Regions from separate parts of the Homo sapiens genome. Here region 1 is linked to region 2. Evidence: chromatin contacts called from ENCODE Hi-C or POLR2A ChIA-PET data. All regions are on one chromosome and are shown on one strand. The core of a region is the stretch at or near the end of the contact, and the rest is flanking DNA. Distances in the headings are between cores, read along the strand shown.

Evidence for each region. Hi-C counts contacts between places; a loop is a spot of excess contacts on that map. ChIA-PET counts read pairs that join two places held with the same protein, here RNA polymerase II (POLR2A). Pooled maps may share reads with other maps.
Region 1: a loop to region 2 is called in a map of PC-3, with 4 times the contacts of the local background. The contact joins the promoter of FIBCD1-AS1 here to the enhancer-like site in region 2. A Hi-C loop is called at or near these places in 8 of 168 maps with a recorded cell type or tissue (Caco-2, GM11168, OCI-LY7 and 5 more), 20 of 37 single-sample maps with no recorded cell type and 9 of 50 pooled maps. POLR2A ChIA-PET finds 5 or more read pairs at or near these places in 5 of 52 experiments (BJ, HepG2, K562 and 2 more).

The regions. Positions count from the first base shown.
Region 1 is chr9:130,939,096-130,946,601 of GRCh38, reverse strand. It overlaps FIBCD1-AS1 (FIBCD1 antisense RNA 1), which reads right to left and starts at 6,256. Exons shown (of 3, transcript XR_930398.3): 1 at 6,160-6,256; 2 at 2,230-2,322; 3 at 1,082-1,379. FIBCD1 (fibrinogen C domain containing 1) reads left to right here and starts at 7,355. Exons shown (of 7, transcript NM_032843.5): 1 at 7,355-7,506. RefSeq lists silencers at 3,116-3,289, 5,206-5,500, 7,269-7,478 and enhancers at 5,058-5,277, 6,723-7,506.
Region 2 is chr9:130,726,703-130,733,934 of GRCh38, reverse strand. It overlaps a transcript of ABL1 not described here. Among named protein-coding and RNA genes, the nearest start is that of EXOSC2, 37 kb to the right of the region's middle. RefSeq lists enhancers at 2,767-3,603, 3,604-4,440. Within about 2 kb of position 5,739, at least 4 of the 41 ENCODE cell types and tissues checked have a DNase peak (open chromatin) inside an H3K27ac peak, as active enhancers do; they include PC-3, where a contact is called at or near this core.

The DNA of each region.
Region 1 (7,506 bases), core at 5,007-7,506, 210 kb before region 2:
TGTCATCCAGGCTGGAGTGCAATGGCGTGATCTCGGCTCACTGCAACCTCTGCCGCCCAGGTTCAAGCAATTAATTCTCCATGCCTCAGCCTCCTGAGTAGCTGGGATTACAGGCACCTGCCACAGCGCCTGGCTAATTTTTAGTAGAAGTAGAGACGGGGTTTCACCATATTGGTCAAGCTGGTCTTGAACTCTTGACCTCGTGATCCACTCGCCTCGGCCTCCCAAAGTGCTGGGATTACAGGCGTGAGCCACCGCATCCGGCCATTTTTTTTTTTTTTTTTTTTTAGGCAGGCTCTTTCTCTGTCATCCAGGCTGGAGGGCAGGGCAGTGGCATGATCATGGCTCGCTGCAGCCTCGAGCTCCTGGACTCAAGGGACCAGTCTTCCCAGTAGCTGGAACCACAGGCACACGCCACCACTCCCAGCTAATTTTTTCTGTTTCTTGTACAGACGGATTCTCACCATGTTGCCCAGGCTGGTCTCAAACTCCTGAGCTCAAGCAATCCTCTCGTCTGGGCTTCCCAAAGTGCTGGGATTCCAGGTGTTAGTCACCACGCCTGGCCACATTTTGTGTCTTGAATGGCATGGTAGTCAAAACTCCCCAGTGTTACCCTTAAGATGTGTCCATTTTAATATATGTAAATTTGACTTTAAACTTTAAGAAAGAAAATAAAAGTAGGCATTCGAGAAGAAGAGACTTTTGCTTCCAACAATATGGCAGACCAGACACCCAAACAAAAACTTGGATACAATAACTTGGATCCTTTTCAAGGTACAGCCAAATAGGAAACAAAGAGCAGCGTGAAACCCAGAGCAGCTGGGGCTGAAGCCATGGAGGCCCAGGGCATCACCAGTTATGGGCACCATGTCCTTGCGTGTCATGGCCCAGGACACAGGCCTTAGGCCCCAAGGAGGCAGGGAGTCAGACCCAACATAAAGCCAGGGCCACACCCTCAGTGAACTGACAGAGTAGGAAAATTCTCTCTGCAGGAGAAAAAGGAAGATGACAAGGAAACTAGGAAGATGACAAGGAAAAAACTTCCCCCATAAATTAATAACCACAGGCCTGTTCTCATGAATATTTTGGATCTGAATTTATTCTACATGCAAGATGGGAACTAAACTTCAAGCAGTCTTGGGTTTGGAGTGTCTTCTGGTGCCTCGTGGAAGTATAAGCTCACCCCCCAGGGAGAGACGGACTCCCAGCCTAGACACACCGATTCCCACGGATAAAGCTCTGACAAAGATGGAACGCGCAATGCAAAATTGCAAAACACGTGACACAACAAGCCACCATACGTGAGAGCTGGAAGAATTAACAGCAAACAGGATTTGCACCCCGGGGACTTCAGATGGTGGAATTCTGGTAGACAGACTCTAAAAGAAGGATGAGAAGAAGACACAGCATTTTTGAAAGTTTGTCCTCTTGTCTGTTGGTCGGGATGCGGCCACCAGTTGTATTCAGACTTCCATGCAAGAATTTCATTTACTACACCCAGTTCCTCTCATTCAACAAGAAACATTTGCACCCCAAGTGTTAGCTGTCCAGGGATCCCCAAATTCTGCATCTGTGAGATTAGAATGTGTCTCTAAAATGCAGGTTGAAGTGATACAAGCTCAGGTAATCCCTCCTCAACCCCTGGTTGGATTTCCTGCTCAGTCTGAATTCTGGGTCCCAATAGGACCCCTCTTCTCCCCTCCCCACCTGTGCTGGACAGCTCCTTCTTCCCTTCCTGGACTTTGGTGTGGGGCAGGGCCCACTCTTTTCATTTCCCCAAACCATCACCAACACAAGACTACTGAGCAGGGAGGACTTTATACCAAGGACTGAAGGATAACGTATGGGATTCTGCAGCATGACACTGAAAATCACTTTCCATGCAAGAGCAAACATCCCCTGGTGTGTATGGCGTCAGTGCTGTGGTTCCCAGCACTGTGGTCCCTCCCCGGAATCCCAACTGCCTGGGGACTCTGCCCCCCACCTCATGCTCTCTCCCCTCCACCCCTCCACCCTTCCACCCCTCCACCCTTCCACCCCTCCACCCCTCCACCCCTCCACCCCTCCACCCTTCCACCCCTCCACCCTTCCACCCCTCCACCCTTCCACCCCTCCACCCTTCCACCCTTCCACCCCTCCACCCCTCCACCCCTCCACTCTTCCACCCCTCCAGCCCTCCACCCCTCCAGCCCTCTACCCTTCCACCCCTCCACCCCTCCACCCCTCCACCTGGGCATTTCTTGCTGGGTTTCCTGCAGCTTCTCCTCCCAGGTCAGCCCCTGAGCCTCTGCTTTTCACACCTAAATAGTCCATCAGGATGTTCTGCTGAAAAAAGAAAAAAAAAAAAAGCCAGTTTTCTCCCTAAGAGGAACTCTGCATCCAGCTTTTAAAATCACGTTTCCCCTTCCTGCTCTGCATTTATTGAGCACTGACTGTGTTAGAAGACCTTCGGTAAGTGCTAGGGACACAAAGACAGAACTGGCAGGTGCTGTCCTCACCCGGAGTGACCACGTTGTCCTGCTCCGGGGTTCTAGCCTCAGTCTTGACAGCCCAGCCTCGGACACATCGCAAGATGCCACACACAGCATCCCAGTGGGCTCAGGGCACAGACGCACCACCCATGCACCCATGAATTGACACACAGGCTGCACACACACACACACACACACTCACACACATTCTCTCCGTGCTAATTCTCGCCTTTGATCACGGCCTCTCGTCTGTCATCACCACTCAATGTTGACAAAGCAAAATAAAAAGAAAGAAAGAAAGAAATTCGCCCTGTCACTTGGACTCCCCCCCGACCCCGACCAGGCTTGGCAGCCCCCACCCCCACCCCCGCCTTTGTATTATGGGTTTATGTCAAGGTATGTTGGATTCTAAATTAAATGTCAGCCCACTGTACATTTCTGGCTCCAGCCGCAGAAAATGAGGAGCTGGCGTTGGAGACCATCCAGTCATTCAGCTCCCCGTGCCTAACCGTGAGGGGTGACAAGCCCATTGAATCACTGCACAGTAGTTTTCCACGCCACAGAAGCCAAGATACATTTATTTTTAATGATAAATGTGACTGTCAGAGTCAAGTTGAAACAGCTTTATGGCGAGAGCTGAGTACCCTTGGCAGTGCGGGGCAGAGGCTGAGTGGATGGGGACCAGAGGTCCCGACCTTCTGGCCAGCCAGTCCCCCAGGCCCCGAGAGACTGGCACATTGGCTATTCTGCCCACGTCCGCTAAGCCCTGCTGCATGCTGGCTCAGCACGCTCACCGGGTGGCTCAGGCCCAGCTCTGGCAGACGAAGAGGCACCGAGGTATTGAAGAAAGAGAGATAGTCTCTGGAAGTGCACACACTAGGGTTCAAATTCTGCCCCACCGGCCAGGCGCAGTGGCTCATGCCTATAATCCCAGCACTTTGGGAGGCTGAGGTGGGCAATTCATGAGGTCAAGAGATCGAGACCATCCTGGCCAACATGGTGAAACCCTGTCTCTACTAAAAATACAAAAATTAGCTGGGCGTAGTGGCGTGTGCCTGTAGTCCTAGCTACTTGGGCGGCTGAGGCAGGAGAATCGCTTGAACCCGAGAGGTTGCAGAGAGCCAGTGAGCCGAGATTGCGTCACTGCACTCCAGCCTGGCGACAGATCGAGACTCCGTGTTAAAAAAAAAAAAAAATTCTGCCCCACCAATGGCTGTGTGGTCTTGATTGAGTTACTTAACCTCTCTGAGCTTCTGTTGCCTCATCTAGAAAATGAGGCTATTAATAACACTTACAGGTCTTGGGTGAGGATTACTTGAAATAAGATGGTATTGTTAATGGTATTGCTGTATCCAGCACATGGAAATGTTTGGTAAATGGTAATTCCATATTGATTTTTTTTTTTTGAGACAGTCTCACTCTGTCGCCAAGGCTGGAGTGCAGTGGCACGATCTCGGCTCACTGCAACATCTGCCTCCCAGGTTCTAAGTGATTCTCCTGCCTCAGCCTCCGGAGTAGCTGGGATTACAGGAGTGCACCACCACACCTGCTAATTTTGTATTTTTAGTAGGGATGGGGTATCACCATGTTGGCCAAGCTGGTCTCGAACTCCTGATCTCAGATGATCTACCTGCCTCGGTCTCCCAAAGTGCTGGAGTTACAGGTGTGAGCCACTGTGCCTGGCCCCATATTGATCGTATCATCTTATTAATTACACAATTACCCAGGTCATGTAATTTACCTTTCTGAATCAGTTTCCTCATCCACAAAGTGGGGACAATAGTATTCACTTATTAGGGGGCTGGGAGGATATGAGGTGCCCAGCACAGCGCTGAGCGTGAGGGTGCTTCCAACAGGTGGCTGTTGGTCACGGCTGGCACCCTGAATGTTGTCCCCCTATGTCCCTTGCTGCTCTTCCTTGTCTCCCCATGGACTATTTTTCCACCCCTCCCATGTCGCCGTACTGCCTGCCCTGCACCCACTCCCTGCTAAGGGAGGGGTCCTGCATTAGGGCCCCAGCAGCCATGCCCCCACATTGGACCTGACCAAGGTCTGATGGGTTGGTACCTGACCAAGGACAGCTGTCTTTGGCCATCTGCCACTTATGATTGATATGCCTGGTTCAGTCCTAGATAGGAGTTGCCCATTGGTGGGGCCATCATATCCAGGTGGCCTTGGAAAGGCAAAGTAGGAACAGGCAGAATTGGTGAGCCAGAAAGAGGAAGGTGAGGGGATGCGCAGAGAGTGAACAAGTTACCAGGCAACCTCGAGTCTAATACCATGCAGCCTCCCGGTCCTGTGTTCTGGCACCCTGAGGTGCTGGCTCGTCCCTGACAAGGAATGCTCAGTCTTGGGCTGGCTGGAAAGCCCTGATTCTGTCCTGTCCCACCTGCTGAGCACAGCCCAGCTCGCCCCCAGTGCTCTGTGGTCATCAGCCTTGTCAAAGGGAAATCCGAGGGTGGAGGGCCTGTCTGCTCTGTGGGGTCGGCTGCCCTTTCTCTCGCACAGATCTTGGCTGTGGGTCAGCACTGGCTTCTGGGATCCACTTCCATTTTATTCCTCTCCACCAATTCGGAGGCTCCAGTGAATGGGGGCGGCCCTCCCTTCTTCCAGAACGATGTCCTAAGTGTGTCTGCTGAGTGCAGTGTGTAAAGCGCTGAGCAGACGCCTGCAGGCTCATGCCAGTCCTGCATCACGGCTGACCCTTCTCCTGGGGTGTTGAGCAGAGGCGTCAGCACAGAGGGGGTGACAGAGTGAGGCCCGCTCCCGAAGACACACACGTAAGGCACTCCCGCAGGCTGAACCTGTGGCTGAGCAGGTGAGATGATTCAACCTCCAACCTCCTCCAACACTCCCAGCAGGAGCCGCTAGGTGGCCCCCGCTCACCTGTCCAACCGCGCTTCTGCAGGCCCGGGAGGCGATCCTCCAGAGCGTCCTCCGGTCCTCCGGTTTGCACCTGCCCAGGTACGCCCGGGTCACTCCCCTAGCTCCGCCTTCCCTTCTGCGGCCCCGCCATTGGAAATGCCTTTCCTTCAGCACCCAGACTTCTGGATGCTGCCTTCATGGGCCTTGGGGGCGGGCTCACACCCCTCCATCCCAGGATGCCTCCCTGACTACTCTGAGCACATCTCCAAGACCTCCTCCGTTGGTCCTTAGCACCCCTCCCGTGGGTTCTCAGTTCAGCCCCCCACCCCCGCTCCACCCCCCAGGGTGATCTTTCATCTGTGCACAAATGCGTCTGGAGTTTACATCCTCTCGCCAAACTGTGGAGTCAGAGCCTTGCATTTCCGCCACCTGCCCGCTTTGTGCCTGTAACTGCACAAGGGCCTGCAAACCTCGCCACTCCCCACCAATAGGCAAGTCCTTGTTTACGAGGAAACTGAGGCTTGGGGATGACGTGGAATCTGCCCAAGGTCACAGCAGGAACATCTGAGCCTTGCCCTGCTCAGGTGCTGTGATGCACTGTGGCAGAGCCCTTCTGAAGCGTGTGCAGTCAACCCTTTGGCTTACATGGGGAAACTGAGGCTCGGAGAGGTATGTTGCTTGCCCTCAGCCACACAGCCAGGGCCCTGTGCCCTCCACCACATCCTTCTTCCCAAGTCTGAGGGCCCTCTAGATCACCTGCTGACCCTCTTAATTCATAGGAAAGGCCGAGGGGCCAGAAAGGGCCAGAGGCCAGAATTGGAACCTGGGTCTCCTGACTCCCAGCCATTGCTGTGGGATCCTCTCCAACTCCCGGGCAGCCTCAGTCCGGGAAGCCGGGATCGGGCCGTAGGTGAGGCCAGCGGTTGTCCTGGAAGGAAAAGGCGGCTGGGGACAAACAGCCGGTGGTTTGTGAACCCAGCGCCTGGCGGGTGGCAGTCTCCTCGGATGGCACCGGGCCACAGGGTCCCCCGCTCCGGGGTCCAGGGAGTGCCCCAGCCCAGGCTGGACGCGGCCCCCACCCCCAACCAGTCTGCCCCGCCAGTGCCGGACGCGTAGAGGGATCGGGAGAGGGACGAAGATGGGGCGACAGACTGGCAGCCAGTGGGGGAGAGACGGAGACGGTGCCAGGGAACAGCGCGGCGGCCAAGGCGCCCCGGGAGCCGGAAAACAGCTTTGGGGAGAAGCGGGGGCGGGGAACGGGGGTCTGTCTGGAGCTGGGGGAGCAGAAAAAGATGGGGACGCAGAAAGGGGCGGAGGAGGGGCGGCCGGCGGGCTCGGCGGGGCGGCGGGAGGGGAGCGCGGCGTCGGGCAGTGTGGGCGCCTCCCGGTCAGAAGCCACAATAGCAGCTCGTTCGCCGCGCAGATTAAGGACTTTGTCAATTACCTCCGAAGGCCGCTCCGGGCGGATTAAATGCTTTTAAAAGTGCTGCTGGTGGGAAGGGGCAACTAAGAAGCCCCCTCCTGGCACAAATCCCCTCCCGGCGGAGGAGAAGGCGGGGGCTGGGACCACGCGGGGCGCGCCGGGGAGCGCGGGCGATCGGCCGGGAGCGCGGCCGAGCGCGGAGCGGCTGGTACTCGCGACCACAGCGCCGGCGGCTGTGGCAGTGGTGGGGACCCCCATTTCGCCCACGGGCCGCCCGGGCAAGGGGGCGTCGTGTGGGCTTTCCGACCGCGGGCGCGAGGGCACGGGTCTGCGGACGCGGACTGGGACGCCCACCGGCCAGGCTCACGCGTCGGGGTCCGGCGCAGGGAGGTCCCCGGGGGCTGGAGACCCCACAGCTGGGCGCACTTGCCCCGGGACCTGGACCCAGACCTCGGGGGCCCGCAGGGGGCGCACCCCACCGAAACTGCCCCCGGCGCAGCCTGGGTCTTGGGGCGAGCCCTGCGTCCTGAGCCGGGAGGGAGCCGGAAGGAGCGCCGCGCCACTCCCCGGAGACGCCGAACCGGCCGGCGGGGGCGCCCTCGGGGCCCGCCCCGCGCATGGTGACTTGTGTGAGTCCGGTCCGGGAGGAAGTTTGTGCAGAGGCGCCGCCGGGGGGCTCTCAGGCCCCTCCGGGAGCCAGCAGGAGCCGGGCCGCCCGCGGCTGTTTGCTGCCCTCCGGCCGGCCGC
Region 2 (7,232 bases), core at 4,490-6,989:
CCTATACCATAGACCTCACAAAAAAGTATATGAAAGTGCTTTACAGGCCAGGCGTAGTGGCTCACACCTGTAACCCCAGCACTTTGGGAGGCCGAGGCGGGCGGATCACAAAGTCAGGAGATCGAGACCATCCTGGCTAACATGGTGAAACCCCATCTCTACTAAAAATACAAAAAGTTAGCCGGGCGTGGTGGCAGGCGCGGTGGCGGGCGCCTGTAGTCCCAGCTACTCGGGAGGCTGAGGCAGGAGAATGGTGTGAACCCAGGTGGCGGAGCTTACAGTGAGCCGAGATTACGCCACTGCACTCCAGCCTGGGCAACGAGTGAGACTCTGTCTCAAAAAAAAAAAAAAAAAAAAAAGTGCTTTACAGCCAGGCGCAGTGGTGCACGCCTGTACTCACAGCTACCTGAGAGGCGGAGGCAGGAGAATCACCTGAGCCCAGGAATTCAAGACCATCCTGAGTAACACTGAGACCCTGCTACAAGAAAAAAAAATTTTTTTTTAACTTTACACATCCACAAGAGATATTCTTTGCAACCTAGGATGCTGCAAAATCACCAATGAAACAATAAATTACTATATGATACTGAAGAAATAGAAAGTACAAACATGCTGAATCTATTCACTACCAAGGCAAATCTGGGAGTTGTTTGTTTTGACTAAACTCTTGATACTGGGTTGGCTGCCTTTGTTTCTTTCTCTTAAAAGTGAACACGCCAAAACTCAATTCTGTTCAAGTGAAGGTTCCAATCAGTTTAGATATTACTGTAAATTCAGTCCCTACTAACTCACAGTTTGTACAGGAAGTAAACCAACCCAAGATCCAACTAAGCCAAAGAGCAAACAAGACAGGCATCCTCAGATTATGGCTCCATCCTCTTATTCTCATACAAATATCTCTATTAAAAACACTCCCCTTCTCTGTTTAGCAATTCTATTTCCTGTTTTCTACCTCTCAAGAATGAAATCTGAAGGAATTCTCTACTTTTTAAGATTTCGCAATTTCATCCCTCCTTGCTAATAACAATTCACCTAGCGACACTTGAGGAACAAGCCACGCTCCTGGCAGAAATTCAGTACTCTTAAAGGAGGACTTAAAGGTCATGCTAGCCTTTGCTCCTCTGAAGAACAGACGGACACAGTGAAAAAAAAAAAAACACTGTGCCTATAATGTTAGCTTCCCATATACATCCTAAAATGCGTGGGATCCACCAGACCCCCGGGATTTTACCACAAGCTGGGGAAAAGGTTTGTAACCTGAAGATGGTAACAGGGACAATATTCCCACTACAGCAGTATCCCAAGTGGATAGAACAAATTATGGCAGCACCAGAAACCTGGAGAAAGGAATAAGGACTTAAGCAGCTGTTAGTCATTTCCAGGAGAAAAACTAAATACACAGAGAAAATGAGTCCACCAGATTTGGTGAGAGGCCACAGGCAGCCACTGATATAAAAAAGATGAAAAGCAAGCTATTATAGATAAAGGATACTGCTGGCTCCACCAGGGGTCTCTCCACTGCTTAACAAAGAAGATCAGGTTGAGTAAATGTCCCCTTTCCTCAGCCGGTTCCCTGGACCCATTCCACACTGTTTATTCAAGCCATAACCATTCTCCCAAGCAGATGGCCAGTGGTGGTCCTCAGGAATATAAATTAGACACAAAGAGCCTTTTGTTGGCTATGTTGTTCCTGGCTCTCTTACCCCAGACTGACACAGTACCTGATACAGAACAGGCACTTAGTACTTGTTCAATGCCTGAACCTGCCAAACAAGTAGATTCAACTGCGTATTCACTAAGTAGCTAGTCTGTTAAAAAAAAATACTGTTCGATCCATGAAAATGTATAAACATGGTCTCCACTATCAAGGGACAAGTACTGAGTGTCAAAGAAAAATACAATTGGAAAAAAAAAAAGAATAGAGAAAGGTGAATTGGAAAGAAGCAGCAGGTATTTTGAAAGTTGAAAATTTGAAACAATTGACAGGAATCATTTAGCCTTTATCATTAACAGAAAAAAAAAAGTTTCCTGAAATAGCTTTCTTTCATCAATAAGAATTCTTTATATTCTATTATTCATTTCTAGGATCAAAGAAACCTATAGATTTAGTGCAATCAGAGAAGAAAATCCTTAAGGGTATTTCTGTTTGGGTATGGAAGCTGATAAAACCCACTCTAAAATGTATATGGAAATACAAAGGAGCAAGCCAAGACAATATTGAAGAACAAAACAGGAGGCCTTATTCTACCAGGCATTAAGATTTATTTTAAAGCTACAGTAATACATTGTAATACTGGTGCAAGGAAAGACAAACAAATTAACAGGAAGGAGTTCCCCAGCAGATCCACACGTACATGTATACCTGATTTACACAGCAGCAGATGTTCTTTTCAATTAAACAGCTAGGTCAATATGAGGGAAAAAATGAACCTTCGCCCCTACACAGAAAAAACAATTCCAGGCCAACTATAAACATGAGATGTAAGAGAGTGAAACTTCTTTGTGACCTTAGGGTAGACACAAAGATTTCTTACACAGACCACAAAAAAAGTACTAACCATAAAAGATTAAATTAGACTAAGTCAAAATTAAGGTTTATCAAAGACACCATTAAGAGAGTGAAAAAGCAGCCGGACGCAGTGGCTCACGTCTGTAACCCCAGCACTTTGGGAGGCCAAGGTGGGTGGATCACCTGAGGTTAGGAGTTCAAAACCAGCCTGGCCAACATGGTGAAACCCCTTCTCTATTAAAAACACAAAAACTAGCTGGGCATGGTGGTGGGCGCCTGTAATCCCAGCTACTCGGGGGACTGAGGCAGGAGAATCTCTTGAACCTGGGAGGCGGAGGTTGCAGTGAGCCGAGATCACACCACTGTAATCCAGCCTGAGTGACAGAGCAAGACTCTGTCTCAAAAAAAAAAAAAAAAAAAAAAAAAAGAGAGATAGAGTGAAAACGCACAATGGCTATAATTATGTAAATAAAGAGTGAAAAGGTGAACCACAAAGTGTAAGAAAATAGTCATAATAAATACACCCAACGAAGGACCTGTATTGAGAGTACACAGGCTAGGCACGGTAGCTCACACCTGTAATCCCAGCACTTTGGAAGGCCGAGGTGGGTGGATGGTTTGACCTCAGGAGTTTGAGACCAGCCTGGGCCACATGGTAAAACCCCAACTCTACAAAAAATGCCAAAATTAACCAGAAGTGGTGGCACACACCTATAGTCCCAGCTACTCAGGAGGATGAAGTTGGAGGACCGCTTGAGCCCAGGAGGTCAAGGTTGGAGTGAGCCGAGACTGTGCCACTGGACTCCAGCCTGGGCAACAGAATAAGACTCTGCCTCAAACAAAGAAAAAAAAAGGAAAAAAAATATAAATAACTCCTAAAAATCAATGAGGAATAAACATAAATAGAAAAATGGACAAAAGAGGTGAACTGGCAAGAGATACATAGGTACACATATATTCCAAATGGCCAGTAAACATATGAAAAGGTGCTTAACCTCATGAGTCATCAAAGAAGAGCAAATTAAGGCTGGGAGATACTACTGCACAACTACCTGCAAGGCTAACATTTAAAAGTCTGGCCGGAGGCTAGGCGCGGTGACTCACGCCTGTAATCCCAGCACTTTGGGAGGCCGAGGTGGGCGGATCACCTGAGGTTGGGCGTTCGAGACCAGCCTGATCAACACAGAGAAACCCCGTCTCTACTAAAAACACAAAATTAGCTGGGTTTGGTGGCACATGTCCATATTCCAGCTACTCGGGAGGCTGAGGCAGGGGAATCACTTGAACCCAGGAGGCGGAGGTAGCGGTCAGCTAAGATTGCACCATTGCACTCCAGCGTGGGCAACAAGAGCAGAATTCCATCTCAAAAAAAAAAAAAAGTCTGGCTGGGCGCAGTGGCTCACGCCTGTAATCCCAGCACTTTGGGGGGCCAAGGCAGGTGGATCACTTGAGGTCAGGAGTTCGGGACCAGCCTGGCCAACATGATGAAACCCTATCTACCAAAAATGCAAAAAAAAAAAAAAATAGCCTGGTGTGGTGGTGCATGCCTGTAGTCCCAGCTACACAGGAGGCTGAAGCAGGAGAATCGCTTGAACCCAGGAGGTGGAGGTTGCAGTGAGCCAAGATCACACCACTGCACTCCAGCCTGGGCGACAGAGTGAGACTCCATCTTAAAAAAAAAAAAAGAATATGCAGAATTGAACTTCTGCTTCTGTCCATAATGCAGTAAAAGTGGTATTAGATATCCTTTTGTCCTAAACAACTGTATGGCTGAATAAAATATTTGAGACGACTGTTTTCAGGCATTAGATGACAGGCAAGGCAAGGCAAGGCTGTGACCCTTGAGGAAAGAGAAAAACATAAGGTAAGTTGCATGTTGCTTCCAACTTCCTGCCTGGGGCACCTTCCCAAACACAGTGCAGGGAGATGAAACCTAAACTGACAGCAGCCATCTCTGTGAACTGAGGAAGCAAAGACTTGGATTTGAGGATGCTGAGGCAGGTAGAATTTGTAGGGCAAGAAATCTGAGAGAAGATGAGGGCATGGGTGGGGTGACAGAACACAGAGGTAGGCAGAAGAAGGTGGGAGGCATCCTGTGGGTCCATGGCTTCCAGATTCTATGCAGTTTAGCAGACAGCGGTGGCTGTGAGGCTGAGAACTGCACAGACACAGAGGTTTCACAGTGCTGGAAGACATTCAAGTACCAGTTCATCCAGGGTGGAGAGACTTTGCTGAGCACCTCTGTTATTTTGTTTCGACCCCAAAAAGGCCAAGCATTAAGTCTAAAGAGTACCCTCTATTCTAAGGGCCGGGTGTCTGGACCAAGGATAAACCCATACTAACAAAGCATAAAACCAAACCTGGCAGGGTCAAACTAACTTAACGACCAGTCACTTACAGTAATTTAAGTAACTACAGTAACCTAACTACTTGTCAAAACAAAATGAAAACTTCTTTAAAGAAAGATAACAAGATTGAGAATCCCTACAATATAACACCCACATGTCTGGCATACAATCAAAATTATTTAACATGCAAAAATGCAGGAAAATCTGACTCATAATGTACAGAAAAAGCAATCAATAAAAACAGACCCCAAGATGACTCAGATATTTAAATTAGCAGGCACGGTCTTTATTACAAATACCTTCTAGGATTTAGAGGAAAAGACAGGTCTAATGAATGAAAACATGGTGAATCTCAGCAGAAAAATACAAACTATAAAAAAAAAAAACAGGCTGGGCGCAGTGGCTCATGCCTGTAATCCCAGCACTTTGGGAGGCTGAGGCGGGTGGATCACAAGGTCAGGAGATTGAGACCATCCTGGCTAACACGGTGAAACTCCGTCTCTTCTAAAAAAACATACAAAAAAATTAGCCGGGCGTGGTGGCAGGCGCCTGTAGTCCCAGCTACTCAGGAGGCTGAGGCAGGAGAATGGCATGAACCCAGGAGGTGGAGCTTGTAGTGAGCCAAGATCACTCCACTGCACTCCAGCCTGGGCGACAGAGCAAAACACTGTCTCAAAAAAAAAGGAAAGAAAAGAAAAAAAAAAAAAACCAGCCAGGTACAGTGGCTCACACCTGTAATCCCAGCACTTTGGGAGGCGTAGGAGGGCAGATTGCTTGAGCTCAGGAGTTCAAGACCAGCCTGGGTAACATGATGAAACCCCGTCTCCACAAAAAAAAAAAAAAAAAATCAGCTGGACATGGTGGCGCATGCCCATAGTCCCAGCTACTCAGGAGGCTGAGGTGGGAGAACAGCTTGAGTCTGGGAGACGGAGGTTGCAGTGAGCTATGATTGCCACTGCACTCCAGCCTGAGTGACAGAGTGAGATCTTGTCTCCAAAAAACAAACAAACAAAAAAAGAGGCAAAAACTGAGAGTATTTATAGTTATATTTTCATTCTAAATATTGTTCCTTTTCTAAATATTCTACCTTTTCTTTTTCTTCATTAGTCTTACCAGAAGTGTGCCTAGATCAATAATATTTTTCAAAGTTAGCTTTTGGTTTTATTGATCATTTCCATTCTTAATTTGTTTTTATTTTTATTATTCTCTTCTGTGTACTGTGGGATTACTTTGGTTCTCTGGCTTCTTGAGTTACATGCTTAGTTCTCTTGTTCTTGTTCAGTCTTTCCTGTTTCCTAATAAATGCTTTTTTTTGGGGGGGGGGGGCGGTGTCTCACTCTGTCACCCAGGCTGGAGTGCAATGGCGCGATCTCGGCTCACTGCAACCTCTGTACCCCGGGTTCAAGGGATTATCCTGCCTCAGCCTCCCGAGTAGCTATAGGCAGCTGCCACCAAGCCCAGCTAATTTTTGTATTTTTAGTAAGAGACAGGGTTTCACCATCTTGGCCAGGCTGGTCTTGAACGCCTGAACTTGTGATCCACCCACCTCAGCCTCCCAAATTGCTGGGATTACAGGCGTGTGCCACCACGCCCGGCGGAATAAATGCTTTTAAGAGTAAAAGAAGTGATAGAATTAAAGGAAAAAATAAACGAATATATCATTATAGCTGTTGATCTTCAGCATCACTCTCTCAGTAAAAAAGAGAGATACCGCCAGGCACAGTGGCTCACACCTGTAATCCCAGCACTTTGGGAGGCCCAGGAGGGCAGATTGCTTGAGCTCAGGAGTTCAAGACCAGCCTGGGTAACATGGTGAAACCTTGTCTCTACAAAAAAAAAAAAACCTCAGCAAAGCTATAGATGAAGTAAGTACAAAATAAAAAGTAAGAATATAGAAGATGTTTAAACAAAAGCATGAAACAACTTGATTTATAGAAAACTACATGCAACAACACAAACTTTTTTCAACTACAAATGGAACATTCACTAAGACAGGTTATATGCTGGGCCATAAAATTAGTCTTGGTAAATGTCAGAAGACTGAAATTCTACAGAAGATGTTCTCTGACCACAATGAAATTAAATTAGAAACCAAGATATCTAGAATTCCCAAATACTTGGAAATCAAACACTTTGATAATAACACATGAAAACTTATGTGATGAACTTATGTGATAGAGCTAACGCAGTGTTTAGTAGGAAATACACAGCTTTAAATGCCTATGTTGGACAAGAAGGGTTTGGAATCGATCTAAATTTCTACTTTAAGAAGCTAGAAATAAAGAACAAATTAAACCCAAAGTAGGCTGGGTGCAGTGGCTCACGCCTATAATCCCAGCACTTCAGGAGGCCAAGGCAGGAGGATCGCTTGAAGC